Linked DNA regions of Homo sapiens: region 1 is linked to region 2. A link is a loop called in an ENCODE intact Hi-C map of the cell type or tissue named here. Cell type or tissue: ascending aorta. All regions are shown on one strand. Each heading gives the region's core, and the rest is flanking DNA. Links, peaks and the distances in the headings are about the cores only.

What was found. Peaks named below come from ENCODE experiments on the same cell type or tissue, not always from the same donor. Only the 100,000 strongest peaks of a DNase experiment are listed, where the experiment ranks them.
Region 1: a loop joins it to region 2, with 4 times the contacts of the local background. A loop is called at or near these places in 30 of 110 quality-filtered maps.

Annotation. Positions count from the first base shown.
Region 1 is chr10:93,752,748-93,761,084 of GRCh38, forward strand. It overlaps LGI1 (leucine rich glioma inactivated 1), which reads left to right and starts at 5,189. Exons shown (of 8, transcript NM_005097.4): 1 at 5,189-5,612; 2 at 6,013-6,084. The coding sequence starts at 5,398. LOC101927013 (a long non-coding RNA gene) reads right to left here and starts at 4,970. Exons shown (of 3, transcript XR_246160.5): 1 at 4,734-4,970. In ascending aorta, for the core only: a CTCF peak has its summit at 4,518 (motif pointing left); no DNase peak of the experiment used is centred there; H3K4me3 peaks cover 2,974 bases; H3K27ac peaks cover 3,048 bases.
Region 2 is chr10:93,812,545-93,820,881 of GRCh38, forward strand. No RefSeq gene overlaps it. Among named protein-coding and RNA genes, the nearest start is that of LGI1, 59 kb to the left of the region's middle. In ascending aorta, for the core only: CTCF peaks have their summits at 1,137 (motif pointing right) and 3,808 (motif pointing left); DNase peaks (open chromatin) are centred at 1,147 and 3,787; H3K4me3 peaks cover 1,108 bases; H3K27ac peaks cover 1,156 bases.

The DNA.
Region 1 (8,337 bases), core at 14-8,013, 60 kb before region 2:
ACTTTCCCAGGGCAATGGGCAGGGGTGCCTGACCCAAGATCAGTCCACCATACTCATCTTTTGGGGAGGAACATAAGGATAAGAACAGGTTGGACTGAATTTGCCAGAGGGCATCATCCATTAGCTCCTGCCACATAGATTCCCAAGCTTTCACAAGTTCCTTCATTCTAAATCCTGCTTGGTCAACCCTTCCTTGGATTCTGTGAGTCACTCAATCACCATGGCAACAAGGTCCTTTTACACTTATGTTGGCAGAGTCAGTGTCTGTCACTTGCTACCAAAGAGTCCTAATGACACACTACTGCCAAATAATCTTAAAGATTGGCCCTCAATCCCCTTCCCACTTATTTCCAGTGGAACTATCAGTAGTCCAGTGCCTTTTTTGCAACATTCTTTCCATGTACATCATCACTAATCCTAATATCAACAATGCAGAGATAGTATTGTTATTTTTACTTCCTTGTTGCAAATGAGGCACAGAGAAGCTAATCAACTTTCCTAAGTTCACACAGTCAGTGAAGAACAGAAACAATATTCCGACAGGTCTAATTGCTAACTTCAACCAGTAAGTGAAATTTATTGGAGTCAAGATCACTTCCCTGCCATTTTGGACTCCTGGGTTGGGAAAGGATCTTTAGCATCCTCTCATGCAGTTTTTTTTTCCCTTTCTTTTTCTTTTCTCTTCTTTTTTTTTTTTTGGTTGTAAACTGAAAGAAGCATGATTTATATCACAGCTGTGCCTTCATACACACACAAAGAATGGAAACAAAGGCTTCACAAGGCAATAGTTATCCTTACTGGTGCAATATGCTCCAATTTTGTATTTGAAATGATTTATTTTTCAAATTCTACTTGTACTCACTAGATTGATATTGATGTCCCGATCCACTATCATATCTGACACGCAGCTTTGCAAACCCTGCTCTGTTGAGAAAGCTGCTTAAAATGACACCAGTTTGCATGTCTGAGTGTTTGTAAAAGGAGGCAAGGCCAAGCTTGATCTTCTAAGCCTCCTAATAGTGATTTGTTTACTTGTACAATGTGTGTTTCCTAGGCCACACCAGCCTGAGGGGAAAACTGGGATCATAACCAGGCACATGCTGTTCCTTTCTCACTCTGCTTTCAACAGCTCTTCCAGAACCACCAGAAGCCCCCAGACGAGAACCCCCTTCTGGTCTTTCTGAGGATGTCCAGGGAACACTGTACATGTGCTCCCAAACATCATTCCTTGTCCCTCATTTTCCTTCTCTTCTGCTCTGCCTCCCTGCTGGGATCCTTTCCCAGTGCCTTTGATGTCTGCAGGGCTGTCACTGCTGCTGGGCCACCAAGGCTGAGCTGCTGCTGGTGAAAAATTCCATGACTTTAGTCTGACTCCCAGGCCTGGATGGGAGCATTGTTTGTCTCACCTCTTCAGCAGCCTCTGGTGTCACCACTGTGCATAGTTCCTTATAGCACCTGCATGCCATGCAATGGTGCCCACCACATTAGAGAGAAGTCCCACTTTTTTACAGGGATCCCAAAAGAGATTCCTCTTACTCCCTTCTAACTTACACGTGTTCAAGGGCAGTAGGCTGAAAAAAGTCTTCATCCTGTATTCACAACCACCTTAATCTTCTCCACCTGTAGACCTTGTCCTTGGGCTAAGCATGCGTGCTCCTACTCTCACCCAAACTGGTGAGATTTTTTTTTTTTTTCCAGGAGGCAGCTTGGTTCCTTCTCATGGCGGAACCCTTGACAAGGCCACAGTGTGTCATACTGCTCAGAAGTGCCTGCTTCCCAGAGTGAATATACGCTTCAGCTAACCTCATTTTTATTTGAGAGCTTTGCTTCCCAGGTCCCAGAAGTCACATGTTCAGAATTCAAGTCCTGTTGCAACCATGATGAGAATGATGGTGATGACGGTGAAGATGATACTAAATCTTTCACACGTATCAGACTGCACAATAAGCACTTTTAGATACATTATCATGTTTCATTTTCTCAACAACTCTATGTGATACATACTATTATTATCCTCGTTTTACAGAGGAGAAAATTGTGACTTAGGAAGGGTAAATCGGCCCATGGTCATATGGCTGGCAAAGTGCAGAGCTCAGCTACTCCTCTACAGCTCAGACTGGGCATTGAGCCTGCCTCAGCTAGGCCTCCTGGCTTCCCTGGGCCTCCTTCCAACTCTGCTTTAATCCTTTCCAAGCCCCTCTCCCCAGGGTCCCTATTGTGATCCACAAGTGGGTGGCCACACCTTATCTGAAGGCCTCCAAGATGGTGGAAACCCCTAAGCTTCCACCTCCTGCTTCCTACATCATCTCTGTGCTCCCTGGGGCTTCCTGGAGCAGTAAGATGGGAAGCATTATCAGCAATGGGGCCTCCTCTTCAGGCCTCTCAAGACTTCAATGCAGCGAACTGCCCTCATCTCCCCGAGTCTCTCCTCAGATCCAATTCTGGAGCCAGGAAGTGGTTTCTCCTCCCAAAAAGGCCGCCAGCATCCTGCATTACATGGTTAAATTTTGTCTGACCTTAGTGGGTGTTTTTAATTGAATAAAGAATTCAAGTCTGGGTTTTAAATGCCATAGAAAAATAAAAAGTTACTGTCTTTTCAGAATGCCCATTGTAATTTGTCCTTAGAGTTTCTCCTCCCCTCCCCTCCCCAATGGTCCTTTTCCCCCTTGAACTGACAAACTGAACTGCCAGATAAATACAGCTGCAAAGTGAATAGTATGGATATGATTTCTTCCCCTCATTCATTTGCCTTCCTAGCTTTACCAAGTCAAAAGAAAAAGACCGCTCACCCTTTCTTCGGCTGTGTCTTCATACCACAAAGCCAACAGCTAGTCAAGCAATCTTCATGATTTGAAACATTTGAAAGTGAAACACAGGGAGTGACTTAGCCTGATGGATTACATTAGTCATTGTAACCAAGTTTCTGCCATGGGGCTTACCCCATGCAGAGTGGTGGTCTCTGTGTGTCCTCTCTGTACCTCGGTTTCTCCATCTGTAATATGCAGGGATCGAATCCAGGATCTTTGAGGTCCCTGAATCTTCTCGATGTCTTCATTTTGTAGTTACAGAACACATCATTTACAAGTCAGTTGATTTAGAGGGTGACTTTGAATAAAAACAATCCTCCATAAAACTTTTACCACATAATTATTTTACGGAGCAAGTTTCCACTAGGCACTTGAAGCAGGGTTCAATTTACAAAAACCCGACTTGCAGCCAACTTTTAAGTGACACTTTTACTGTTTAAAGTGAGGCTTGCGCAGAGGTCACAGTTTCTAAAAACACTGCCCTCCATTCCCTCCTCCACAGAGTCCTTGACAGTGAAGCATTCGTAGAATACACTTTAAAATCATGACTTCTTGTCAACGAAGAGTTTTTCTTTTTCCCTTCCGTAAAAAACAACACACAGTATTTACAACCCCACAAAAACTGACTTAGTGATAATAACCTACTGGTCCTTTTGAAACACAAACCAGTTAATATCACTCCCCTGCCTGATTCTACAGAGGTGTCCCATTGCTCTGCAGATCATGAGCCAGACTTTATGTATGCCGTTCCCTCTACCTGGAGTGTTCTCACGAACCCTCTCTGTAACTCCTCCTTACCTCTGAACTCAGCTCAATCACTGCTACTTCAGGGAATTGGCCCCTGACTTCCTTGACTAGGTTAGATCTCTTTATTAGAACTGCAAGGTGCAACTGTAAGTTTATTTGGCTGGGCATGACCATGAATGGACTGTACACTCTGCTGTTGCTGGCATAGCCATCCAGGTTGCCCACTACATGCACAATGCTACACAGGCCCTGGGTTCCCTAGCGGGGTCTCTAACCTCGTGGACCTTGCAATCTTCTGGGGTAAACAGACAGTTATCAAATGTGAGAATGCACGTGAATGGCACTGTCCCCCGCAAAGAGTTTACAGAGAACTGAACAAGGGATTGAAGTTAGCATGGGGCCAGCTACATGAGCGAAAGGGTAGAATGGCAATGCTTTCAGCTCTGATGCAGAATGAGGTTATGTCAAAATCGCCTTTGCTCAAGCAGTCCTTTTAATACTTTCAGTCTAAGAAGCTAGAGGAGAAAGGAACGTGGACTGATATCCCAGGCTGTTCGTGCCAGCTTGAAGGATGGCCGCCTTCGCCATAGTGAGATAACCGGGGGTCTGTTTTCCTCATCTTCCTCCATCCCAAGGGTCTTCCTACTCTCTTGGACTAAACTATCCCACCCCAAGGCCAGGGGCTCTTGATTGCTTCTTTAAATGAATTTTCTTTTCCAAGGGCCCATCCGCTCACATCAAGTACACGAGTAACATAGCCTATCATTTTCATTTAATTCCAGAATGTCTTTACTATCATCCCCGTTTTACAGACAGGAGAATAGATTCAGCAAGTTCACAGCAGACCTGCGTTCTCAAAGCCAGGTGTCTGGTTCTCAGTCCAGCATTTCCCCCACCATGTCACAGCCTCGGGGCTGAGCCAGGCCTTTTTCAAAGCCCCAGGAAGCTAGAGCTGGCCGCCTCCTGCTGGCAGGGAGTTCCTTCCAGGCTTCTGGTGCTACTGCCAAAGAAGGGAGGGTGGGAGAAGAGAGGGAGGTGGATTATACACAGAGAGGGTCCCGCACTTCTGTTTCCCTTCCTTGTCATGGAAGGAGAGAATGAATTACGTGGGGGACCCAGGGGGATAGGAAAATCAATCATTCATGACAGTTAATAAGTGTCAGAAAAGTATGTACTCACATTCATCCCCTGAAAGTCACATTCTTCATCTGTTCTGATTTGTCTTTCACTGATGGCATTAGCCAGGTAGGCTCAGCAAGAAACATCAAAAGGTTTTAGCCCAATATTGTGGAGAGAGTTTCATTTAGCTTCATTTTTTCCAGCCGGGGCTGGCTCCAAAGCTAGTTTTTCTTACTAGGTTGTTTGCTACATGAAAAGCAGACTCCCAGAGGTTTCTGAGATTGCCGACATCCTATGCAAGATGACTGCTCCCACCCACCCGCCCACCCACTCACTAATAAGACATAATGCCGTCCTATTTTTGGTAACAATTAAAGGGCCTCCCGGTGAAAGCAGAAAGCTGTTTATTTTCTGTGACATCACTTCACTTTGCCTTCGAAGGCTGGTCTGTGCTCAGTGTTTTCGTGGTGATGCAAGTCGGCTCTCTCCTCCAGCAGTTGGATCCCTCCCATCTCACAGTACCTCACAGGTCTCTTCCCCCGAGCAGTGCATTGCTGGAGCGAGGAGAAGCTCACGAATCAGCTGCAGGTCTCTGTTTTGAAAAAGCAGAGATACAGAGGCAGAGGAAAAGGGTGGACTCCTATGTGACCTGTTCTTAGAGCAAGACAATCACCATCTGAATTCCAGAAGCCCTGTTCATGGTTGGGGATATTTTCTCGACTGCATGGAATCAGAAAGAAGCAAAAGGATGGGAAATGCCTGCATTCCCCTGAAAAGAATTGCTTATTTCCTATGTCTCTTATCTGCGCTTTTGCTGACTGAGGGGAAGAAACCAGCGAAGCCAAAATGCCCTGCCGTGTGTACTTGTACCAAAGATAATGCTTTATGTGAGAATGCCAGATCCATTCCACGCACCGTTCCTCCTGATGTTATCTCATTGTAAGGCCCGTAAGCATTTTGATATCTAATTTACGATTTAAAAATTCCAGCCGGTGGATTTGGGGCTTTGCATGTATTTGTAGAAGGGCATGGAGAGAGAGATTCCTCTTGCATGCTTGGCCATTTGACAGTGCTAACATTTGCTGCATTTAGAATTTTTGATTTTTTTAGCTGCTACTGAACATGCTTAGATACCCCCAGCCCTGAACATTATCATGAGAAACCTGTAGCCGATTCATTTCTCTTACTTCATCTGGGAAGGAATAGTATCGTACTTCATAAAATAGTGTCAAAATAGTCACTGTTATGCTAAACCGGATTAACATAAGGTTTGTTCTGTGTGTGTGTGTCTCTTTGTGTGTGTCTGTTTGTTTGTTTTCTCTTTTTTGTTTTCTTTCAGATCCTTTGTGAGATCTGGTTTTACTGAAATCTCAGAAGGGAGTTTTTTATTCACGCCATCGCTGCAGCTCTTGTGAGAAATATTTATATCATGACTATTTTTAATATGGCATATATTTGGATAAGCCTTCTAGTAAAATGATCTCAATATTAATTTTGTCAAATGTGATTCTATTTCTGAGAAAACAGAATATCCGTAAAGTGAGAGGTAGATGGGTTTGTTTGCGACTTCACACCAACAGTGCAGGTTGATTCTTACAATGGTAAATCTGTTAACCTGTCATGCTGTCTACTTTAATGGCTATTTATGAAGTTGTTGGAATCTTGCAACAATGATCCCAATTCCATTCCACTATTTTACTTTCATTTTTAACTTGGGAACTTGGGTTCTTTTGCCCTGGAGTTTTTGAATTAGTCAATACAGAACCCAGCATAACATATGCGCTCAAGATGTTGTCTCCGGGGATCTGGGGCAGGCTGCTACTCTGTATGATTTACCATGTGGGGAAAAAAAACACCTCAGCTCTTTCTAGGTAATTCCTTAAAATGTTAATTCTCAAGAGACTGTTTTTTAATCTCATCTAATTTATAACTAGTTCCATTACAAGGAGGGAAAGAAAATATTAATATAGGATAGTGCAAAGGATTACTCTCTGCTATATGTTTTGAGTTGGCCACAAGGGAACCACATACTCAGTCTATGCCTGAAAATATTCAAAAAAATAATATTTGACTAAGAAATCAGATCTGTTCACAGGCATAATGGAACACATAAAATTTGTTCTGATGTGTAATGTTTGGCAATTGGAGTCCTAGTCCTTACAGCGGTATCACATGGGGGTCAAGAGGTCTCCCAGGACTCAGGTATCAGGTCGCAGACTTGGTTTGTAGCTGGACGGATATGGGCAGAATTAGACAATTGTGGATCAGCTGAGTCTTGGCTATCTTAACTGCATGATTCAGGACCCAGGCCTTTCACTTGTTTGTTTTTTATTTTTTTATTTTCTTGCCTTACTTGGCCATTTTGGCTGTTTGAAGTTACATACACAGAGGCAAACAGCATGGAGTGGACGTTGGAGAGACAAGTGTTTAAACCTCACCCTGCCACTCATAGAACCTAAACATGTAGTCTTGTGCAGATTAGTATATCTCACTAAGCCTCAGTCTTCTTATCTTTAAAATGGAAGTGAGAACACATACTTCCAAGGTTTAAGTAGATAAAACACTTGGCATAGGGTGTGCCAAATGCTTACACATTTATAAATGGTAGGGTTTAAAAATTTTATATCAAGCTAAAAAGCTAAAAGTCACTCATCTATTGTTTTGTGTATATGAAATTCCTAAACTGGTTTGACTGTTTCATTGGATTCACAAACTTGATCAGTTGTTTTGACATTATGTAATGATGTTGGCTAATGCCCTTCTACTGGCTGATGTCTTCAAATGATTAGCAATTGACTAGATATTCCTAAGGGGTTTATCTGTTTGATTGATGGCTAGTGGTGTGACTGGGGGAAGTGTTAGTTAGCACATCAAACAAATCCAAAAAAGATAGATTCTTTCCCACAGAAAGGGGCAGAGTCTCTAATGCTGGGATCCTTCCATAGGATAAGAATTTGCTGTCTCTGAGAAAGTGATAAATTGTGTTTCTGGTCCTCACTTGTTAAATGAATAAATAGCTCTTTTAAAAAGCATCCTTTTGATATGCTAAGGCACCTCCCTTCCCCTAGGAAGTTACATAGATCTAGTTACATAGATCAGTCCTTAAAATTCCAGGAGTAGTGTCAGTAGACACTAGATGGACATTAGCTGTGGCACAGAAAGCCTGGAGTGATTAACCTAATCAATTACCACATCTCCACTTTGTTTTTGTTGGGTGGACCCAGTCACGGCAAGCACAGATGCTGGACAATGTTATAGAAATAGTTACCGGCTGCTGCAGGGTAATGTGATTTCACGTATTTAGAATCACAGAGGGAAGCCAAGGGACTGGTTTTTAAATAGCCCAACCGAGTGTGTGCCATGCCCGTGCCCCATGCTCCGAGTTCCTATGGAACATTCCAGCCTTTATTTCTAAAAGCAGTTCAGGTTTCAGAAATAACAAAAGGCGAGTAATTCTCTCCCAGTGTGTTCTCGGTTAACTCAGATTGGCTAACCTCAACATGGTAGACTTGTGCCAGAGCTGAACTTATGCAAAATTGTCAGGGGCCAAAGTTTGTCCCTAATCTCCAGGACCCTGTGCCTGAAGACTCTGCTCTCCATCCTTCTTGCCCAATATTCTCTGCTTCCGCCTATCCTCAGGAAAAGGTCTAATAAACTCATGTGC
Region 2 (8,337 bases), core at 298-8,297:
GGGCGCCTGTAGTCCCAGCTACTCAGGAAGCTGAGGCAGGAGAATGGCATGAACCTGGGAGGCGGAGCTTGCAGTGAGCCGAGATCGCACCACTGGACTCCAGCCTGGGCGACAGAGCAAGGCTCCGTCTCAAAAAAAAAAAAAGGGACTAATTTCCCTCCTCATCCCACCTCAGCCATCTCTTGGATTTATCACTGTTTGATGAGGGTTTCACTGTTTCACCCTCCTAAACTGAGGCCAATATGCCCTGTAGACATCAGTAATATCAGCCAGATGTTCATGTTTATAATATTTACACTCATGTGGGGGCAAAGTGCAGACCATTATATAACACACCCATCTGCTAAAAGCCTCCTCCACAGCAAAGAAAAAAGGCTGCCTAGTAAATGGATCCTCCTAGAAGTACATTCCAGAAACCACACTACCAACCTGCATTAGTGTACTCAGAAGGGCCAGAGAGAAGCCTGTCCAAGACTTTGAGGAGATATTCATGGTAAAATAAAAGTTGGCATATATTACTGATTCCCAATAACCTGGCACATCAGGGTATCTAAACCCAGTCTCCTTTTTCTTCCAAATAACTGATTTTGCCCCCATCAGCATATTTCCAAATCTTCTCCCCTTTATTTCTAGTTTAAAGGATCAAACTGATGCTGATGTTTGAGATTTCTGTAATTCTCACCACTTAAAGGATGCAGTAGCAGATTAATCATAATAATTATTATTATTATGCTATAGAAGGGGCTTTGTGTTTTGAGGCTTCCAAATAGAAACTACCACACTATGTAGGGGCAAGATCCAGGGATATCACTCTCTGATAGCAAATCAAATAAGTCAGGACAGAGTTGATGAGCTCAGACATTTTCTGACCATATTTCAGGGCCGTTCCCAGAAACAACTCATGATCCCTATGCTAGATAGACTGCTAGAATCATTCACTTGGGAATGTTAGATAAACTCTTCGTGGGAGCTGCAATGTGGCTTCATCCAATGCTTAATAATAGGAGGATTTGGTACCTGTTAAGGAATGCTGAGGAAGGAGAGTTAGAGGGCAAGAACTGCAGCCTTTTGCCAGAGGCGGACATGACCCAGTAGTTAACAACCAGACCAAGTCTGCTGTGGCCAACAGAGGGCAGCAGAACCCCCCTGCCATGCACATGGGCACAGTGCCCATGTGACAGCCACTATGAACATCCGTGCTCCAGGACACTGGGACCACAAAAGGGTGGATCCCAGAAAAGGTATAACTAATGTGAGCAATGAGTTTTGGGGAAAGAAATTTTCTTCCTAGACAGTGGCCAGCAAGACTGTTATGGAGATTCCAAGAACAGAGTCCAGGGGTTCCCAAGGTTCTGATAATTTGTTTTGCTGAATAAGGTTTGCCAAGGTCCTGCCTCAGTCAGATGATAAGGAAGGCAGTAAAGGACAGAGAAAAAGAATGAAACTGAAGAAAGTATTTAAATAGCATCTTGCTTTGGTATTCTAAATAGACGTTCCTTAGCAAGAAGAGAGTACTCATATCTATGTCTCCCTCGTGAAGCTTCTGTTCTTCCCTGAAATCGATCCACTGGCCCACCTTGGAAGATTGGATTAGTCCCCCAAAGCCTGGTCATTCCAAGAGGAAAATCAGAATAACAGTCACGGAATTCAGCTTTGGATCATGCAAAGTCAGAGACTGTAACATAGATTCCTAATGACTCAGCCAAGATATAAACAATTAATTCAATTCAGCATGAACAACTACCCATCCTTTTAGCATGTCAGTAGATTTGCCCATGCATCACCTATATCAACAATGCCCATCACCTCCATAACAAAGGGGGTGTGGTAACAAACACTTTGCTTTCATCTTCCCATAGACCTCTGCCCTCGATCCTCCTAGCAGGAAGGCCAATGATCTGGCTCAGGTGATGGTGAGCATGGCAGGCATTGTACACGCAATGAGAGAGCTGGCTTCATACCCACACAGACTACCTTGCTTTCCTCCTTGGTTAAGGGCAGGCAGACTGAGTGTAGTTGAATTTTACTGCCCTTGAACACAGCACAGCTTCATGTGCAGCAGCTTAGCAAGTACCAAATACCACTCAAGGTCGCCACTAGGTGAGATGACTATCCCAACAGGTCTGGACTTACAGGAAACTTACATTTTGAGAACAAAAATATAAGTTTAACCAGGCAAAAGTGCTGCTGTCAATGTGTTCCCAGCTTTCCAGTTGCCCTACAACTTAAAGAAGGTTCCGGCTTTTTCTAGTCAATTTCTTCTTCTCCCACAGCGTTCCCAGCATAGCCCTCTTTTGGGGACTCCCATGAAGCAGAATTGGGAGAAGAGGAGAATAACACAAAGTAACTCACAGGTTAGGCCGTAGGAGGGTGTCAGAATTTGTATTCTGAAAGAGACCAGAAGGAGCTGTGAATAGGGAGTGGAAGGGTGAGGACATGGGGATTTTAAGAAGAGTTCCTGTGAGTTACAGCCCTTTTATGACATTTAAAAAAAAATGTTGCTGGACTGCGTTAATTTGATGCAAGTCTTCTTTGAGAATGGACCCTATGAATCATCATTTCAATAGAATTATAGAAGAGACTAACATAATTCTGCTTCCTCCTTTGAATGAGCATTTGCATAATTTGAGTAGGTTATCCTATATCTCATGAGAAGCAAAGAAAATTATCTAACTCACAGAATCTCAAATTAGCAGAAACCAAACAAACCAACATCCAAATATTTATCAAAACACTGCTGTTTGTGATCTTTGCTTCCATGTTATTTCACCATAAGCTTTCTGGAATCACCTTTGCTGCTTGGACACTGTTGGAGACGCTTCCTCTCCACCTCTCTGGGAAAGTCTTTGCCTGTAGCCTCTCATTACGGGGCCCTGGGCTTTGGACACATCTCTCTGTGGCCTGGACTGCTTGGTTAACATTTTCTGTGTCGCTGTCTCCCCCATGTGACAGAGCTGGTGTTCTTTCTTCAGTTCATTTTTCTGTCCTAAAGGGACCCTTTTGACTCCAGAATTGGAGGTATGCAAAGAAGCAAACTGTTGCTCAGTGTTACAGTCACAAGGCCAAGAGGTGTTTAGTTAACTTTTATAAGTGGATTTAGGTTTATGCCAGAGTAAGAGGCAGAGTCGGGAACAGCTTTTCCTCATAAAGAAGGAAAACAAAAAAAGAGGCAACATTGATTGGAGAAAGTCTCCTGGTAACAGAAAGAATTTTGATATCTGAGCTGCTGGATGCATGCGCTTTCTTTCTCTCTCTGATTCCCCCCCCCACCCACCTCACTGAAGTAGGATAAGGGCAGAGATAACTGAGAGGAGGTGGAATTCACTGGGGAAATTACCTCGGAAGCAGGCTATGGAAGAGGGCACCACAGAAACAGGTCCCCCTGTAACCATAGTGACGGCTGAAGAAGGAAGGGCACAGTGGAGAGAGGGAGCAAGGACAGGGACACGGGAAAAGCTGGGAGCGAAGGGGACCCCCAGGTCAAAGGGGCGAGTGACAGAAGCTGTGACTAGTTGAGGCTAAATTCAGGTTTTTAAAGGAAGATGAATTAATTTCTAACTGCAATTATTTAGGGAGGCAAGATGCATGTGATGTTATGGGTTCTTTTTACCTTTAAATGGAGTATAATTTTTTTTAAAGTTTAGCTATTTTTACTAAAGCAAGATTAGGAGAGAGCAGTGGAAAGTTGTGGCTAGAAGTGGAAATGGGTGTCAGGAGAGTTCGAGAGGAAGGTAGACTCAGAGCTCCCTAGAATCTCAGACACTGTCCTCATCTTGGGTGGAAGCAGCGCCCGGCTGCCTCCTGGTGGCAGCTGGTTCCAATTAGCAGGGAGTAATTAGGAGGAGGTTTCACTCGCTGACGCTGAAATGGCAAAATCCAAGCCACAGGCATAGACGGATGGCCAGATTTAGCACATAAAAATACAGGGTGCTCTGTTAAATTTGAATGTCAGACAAACATGAACAATATTTTAGTTTGCGCTTGCTTCATGACAACCTTAGTAAGGCAGTACATACTGATTCAATTTCTTCCTCTTGGTCTCTCGCCTCTGCATTTTTAAAAAAGAAAGGAGATGACATTCAACCAAGGTAGATAGTAAATAAATAAATAAGTAAGTAAATAAATGAAAGGGAAGGAAGGAGAAAAGAAGAGAGGCAGGTAGGGAGAGAAGGAGGAAGGCTCTTGGCCCCAAATTATCATTTCCTCTAATTCTCCATTTACAAAACTCCATTCCTTCTTGCCCCCTCACCACCCGCCTCTTTTCACCATCCTAGGGACACTTTGTAACTATTCCCTACAATATGTCTTCAAAACATTAAATCAGAACCAAGCCACACCAATGAAAGCAAACCTCAACTCTCTGGTTCCAAAAACCACCGGGGTCTCTTCCTGGACACTAAAGATATATTCTGACCCCCTCCTCCTGCCTCCCGTGAGCCTCCACCTCGGCAGCATGACTTGCTGCTGCTAGATCTGTACCTGCCAGCTCACCTCACCTCTTAACCCCCTGCTTGCATTTTCTTCAGGTTCTTGTCTTTGATGCACAGTTCTTAAAGTATCTCCTAATTAAGTGCTCGGAAACAGGTGCCAATAAATCTAGTTACAGTAATATTTCAAAGAGGTGTTTTACAAAATAAATCGATGTTTATGGTTCAGTATGTGGTGTATGGTAATGGTGTTCTTTAATGGATTTTCCTCACACAGCCCATCTCAGCTCCAGCTGAGGCTGGATGCTCCCAGCCCCCAGCCCCTAGCCCCAGTTCCCCGTCCTAACTGAACACTACTACAGAAAAGTCCAGAAAGAAGACAGCAGTTCACTTATCATCTTGAAACTTCAATCAGATCATGCCATTCTGCTTAAAACCCTCCATTGCTCTCCTATAACATTTAGAATAAGATACAGAATGTCCACAATGGCCTCTAAAGTCTGTGGGGTTTTCCTCTACCCACAGCATCCCACCCTATTCCCTGCTCACTGCTATCTAGCCCCATGAAAACCCTTTCTGTTCATGGAAGATGCGAAACCTTTTTCTGCCTCAGACTCTTGTACTTGTTTTCCCTTCTGCCTGGAATGCTTCCCCATGCCCAGTTCTTTGGATGGAGAGGTCATTCTAATGCTTCAGGACCCAGTTCTAAGGTGTTAAGAATATTCTATATCCTGGAATTTGTGCACCTTATTGTATGGATGTCACATCTCGGTAAAAGGTAAAATGTAATGTATTACTAATTCACTACTAGATCACCCTTTTGATTTCCTTCCTGACAATGATCACAAACCATAATTATCATATTAACTTGTTTACTTGTTTACTGTCTGTCTTCCACTTAGATCAGGAGGTGGCAAACTATGCCACCATCCAAGTCTAGCCACCACTTATTTTTATAAACAAAGTTTCATTGGTACCTAGCCACACCCATCCATTTACTGTTGTCTGTGGCTGCTTTTACTAAGCTACAGTGGCAGAACTGAGTAATTGTAACACAGATTGTATAGCTTCACAAAACCTAAGATGCTTACTGTCTAGCCCTTTCCAAAAAAAAAAAAACAGCTTGAAACCCCTGCCATGGACTGTAAGTTTCATGAAGGCAAGAACTGTGTCAGTCTTCTCCACCTGTATTTCAGGATCCAAAACAGTGCCTGGCACAAACTCAGCAACCCCTCAATAAGTGTTGGCTCCTGTCCGGCCCCTACCACTGGCTCCCCTGGCGCAGTCTCCTAGCTTGCCCTTTCCCTCATCTGATCCTGGCGCCTGGCCATTTGCCTGCAGAGTGTAGGTTCTTGCCATCTGCCAGTCCCTTGTAGCCCTGCCTCCTTGCTCGATGTCACCAAACTGGTGCTTCTTGTGCCCTGATGCTGAAAACCCATCTAATCACAACCAATAATCTTCTAACACAAAAGCTTCCTCTGCTGTTTGTGTGTTTTAGAAGCAATCGTTTTGTAGTATGCCAATCCATTCTCTATAATCATGAAAGATGCCTGTCTTAAAATGTCCTTCTATCATTCAGCTTTTTGTTAATATATTTATTTAGGTATCTTCCTATTATAAAAGCGATTCATATACATAACACACAATTTTGAAAATAAAGAAAAACTAAGAGACAACCGTTTTTAGCACTGATGTGGTTTCTTTTTATTAGTCTTTCTATGCTATTTTTTAATGCATGCTTGTATAAAACAACAAAAAATGGCTACAAATTTTCTCCCTTGTATTATAATAAGCATTTTTATATCATATATTCTTTGTAAAGTATTATTTTAGTAGCTGCATAATATTATATTAAATGGAAATATTAATATTTATTTATTGTTGGGAAATATTTATAATATATTCAGATCTTTACCATAGAAAGTAATACAGCCATGAACATCTTTGTGTATGAAGCTTTTTTCCCCCATTTTTTGGATTACTTCCTCTAGGAAGAGTTCCAGAAACAGAATTACTGGATCAAGAACCATTGTTTTGAGTTCAGATAAATACTGGCATCCTCACTTTTAAAAGGCCTGAAAACTTCTTAATAAAGATATCAGAGCAAATGCATTCATAATCCTCTTTCCTGTGCTCCAAGTCCATAGGAATGACAGGTTAGATATTAAATACATATTTCTATGCTTCTCTAAAAATGCAAGAGGAAAATGTCACTGGCTCAAAAAAGGAGTAAAACTTAAACAATAAGCAAAGTATAAAACCACAGGGACAAACAGTGAGACTGGAACTAGGCAAACAAGACTGGAGTCCAGAGGAAGGACTGAATGTAGCCCTTGGTAGTGGGGAGCTACCCAAGAACAGTGGATGACAGAACTTCATCCGTACATCTAGAACAGTGGCAGAAATACACCACTTGCTCAGGGTCAGTGTCCAAAGCAGAGTCCTATATTAGTCCATTCTCACACTGCTAGAAAGAACTATTTGAGACTTGGTTATTTATGAAGAAAAGGAGTTTAATTGACTCACGGTTCAACAGGCTCTACAGTTTCACATGGCCAGGGGGCCTCAGGAAACTTACAATCATGGCAGAAGGTGAAGGAGAAGCATATCTTAGCAAGGCAGAGTAGAAGGAGAGACAGAATGAGGGGGAAAGTGCCACACACTTTTAAACCATCGGATCTCATGAGAACTCATTCGTTATCACAAGAACAGCAAGGGGGAAATCCACCTCCGTGATCCAATCACCTCCCACCAGTCTCCTCCCCTGACATGTGAGGATTGCAATTTGACATAAGATTTGGGTGAGACATGGAGCCAAACCATATCAGTGCTATTCCTGGTGCTGGAGAGGAAACACTTTACCTTCACAGAGTCAGTGCCTGGGGGCCTACGAATCTAAACCATCAAAAGATAGATTGACAAGAGAAAAGAAGAGTTGATTTAAGCATGCAATGTGCATACACACAGGAGTGCTCAGTGATGCACTCAGTGATTGTGCTCACTGTTAGAATTCAGGGCTTATGTACCTAACATAGTAGGGGAAGGAAAAAGGAGAAAAGGCTCCTATGAGAAGAACAAATAGGTTTCCTTAGGAAAGACAATTGGATTTTTATGAGAATAAATGGGAGATAAGAAAGTTTGTGACATTTTATTTACATAGGTGCTAGTGGCCTTTCTCTCTTCTTCACAGCTAGGACTCTCCCTAGGAGAAGGGATTTATGGTAGTCTCATTTCCCAAAGTTGCTGTGTTTCATCAGATTAGGAAAGCTCCAAGAAAGTCTTTTTCTGCATCTGTTGAGTCTCAAATGTCTTCAGCTTAAAATAATCTTTACAACAACTCTGTAATCGCCTGATGAGTTCGTCCCATCCTCTGCACAGACAAAACCAATTCACCGAGACCATGGTATTGCAGTAGTTTAATTGATGTGAGGCTGGCCACAGGGGAAATAGAGTTAGTACTCAAATCAGTCTCCCCAAAGGCTCACGGGTTAGGGTTTTTCAAGGATAGTTTGGTGGGCAGGGGATAGAGAATGGGTGCTGCTGATTGGTTGGCAATGCAATCATAGGGGTGTGGAAAATGGTCACCATCTGTGCACTGAGTCCACCTCTTGGTGGGAGAGGAGGGCACAGAAATAGTTGAGTTATGAGTCATGAGTCTGGGTGGCATCAGTCTGAAAAACATCTCAAAAGACCAATCTTAAGTTCTACAATAGTGATATTATCTATATGAGCAATTAGGGAAGTCATAAATCTTGTGACCTCTGGCCACACGATTCCTGAGAAGTAAGGGATCATAAAAACTATACCGACATTTTAGCAGAATTCAGGGCCCTCCCATAATCCTAATCTTATGGCCTTTCATTAGTCTTATGAAAGTAGTTTCAGCCCGCCCCCTGGCCCCAACAAGGAG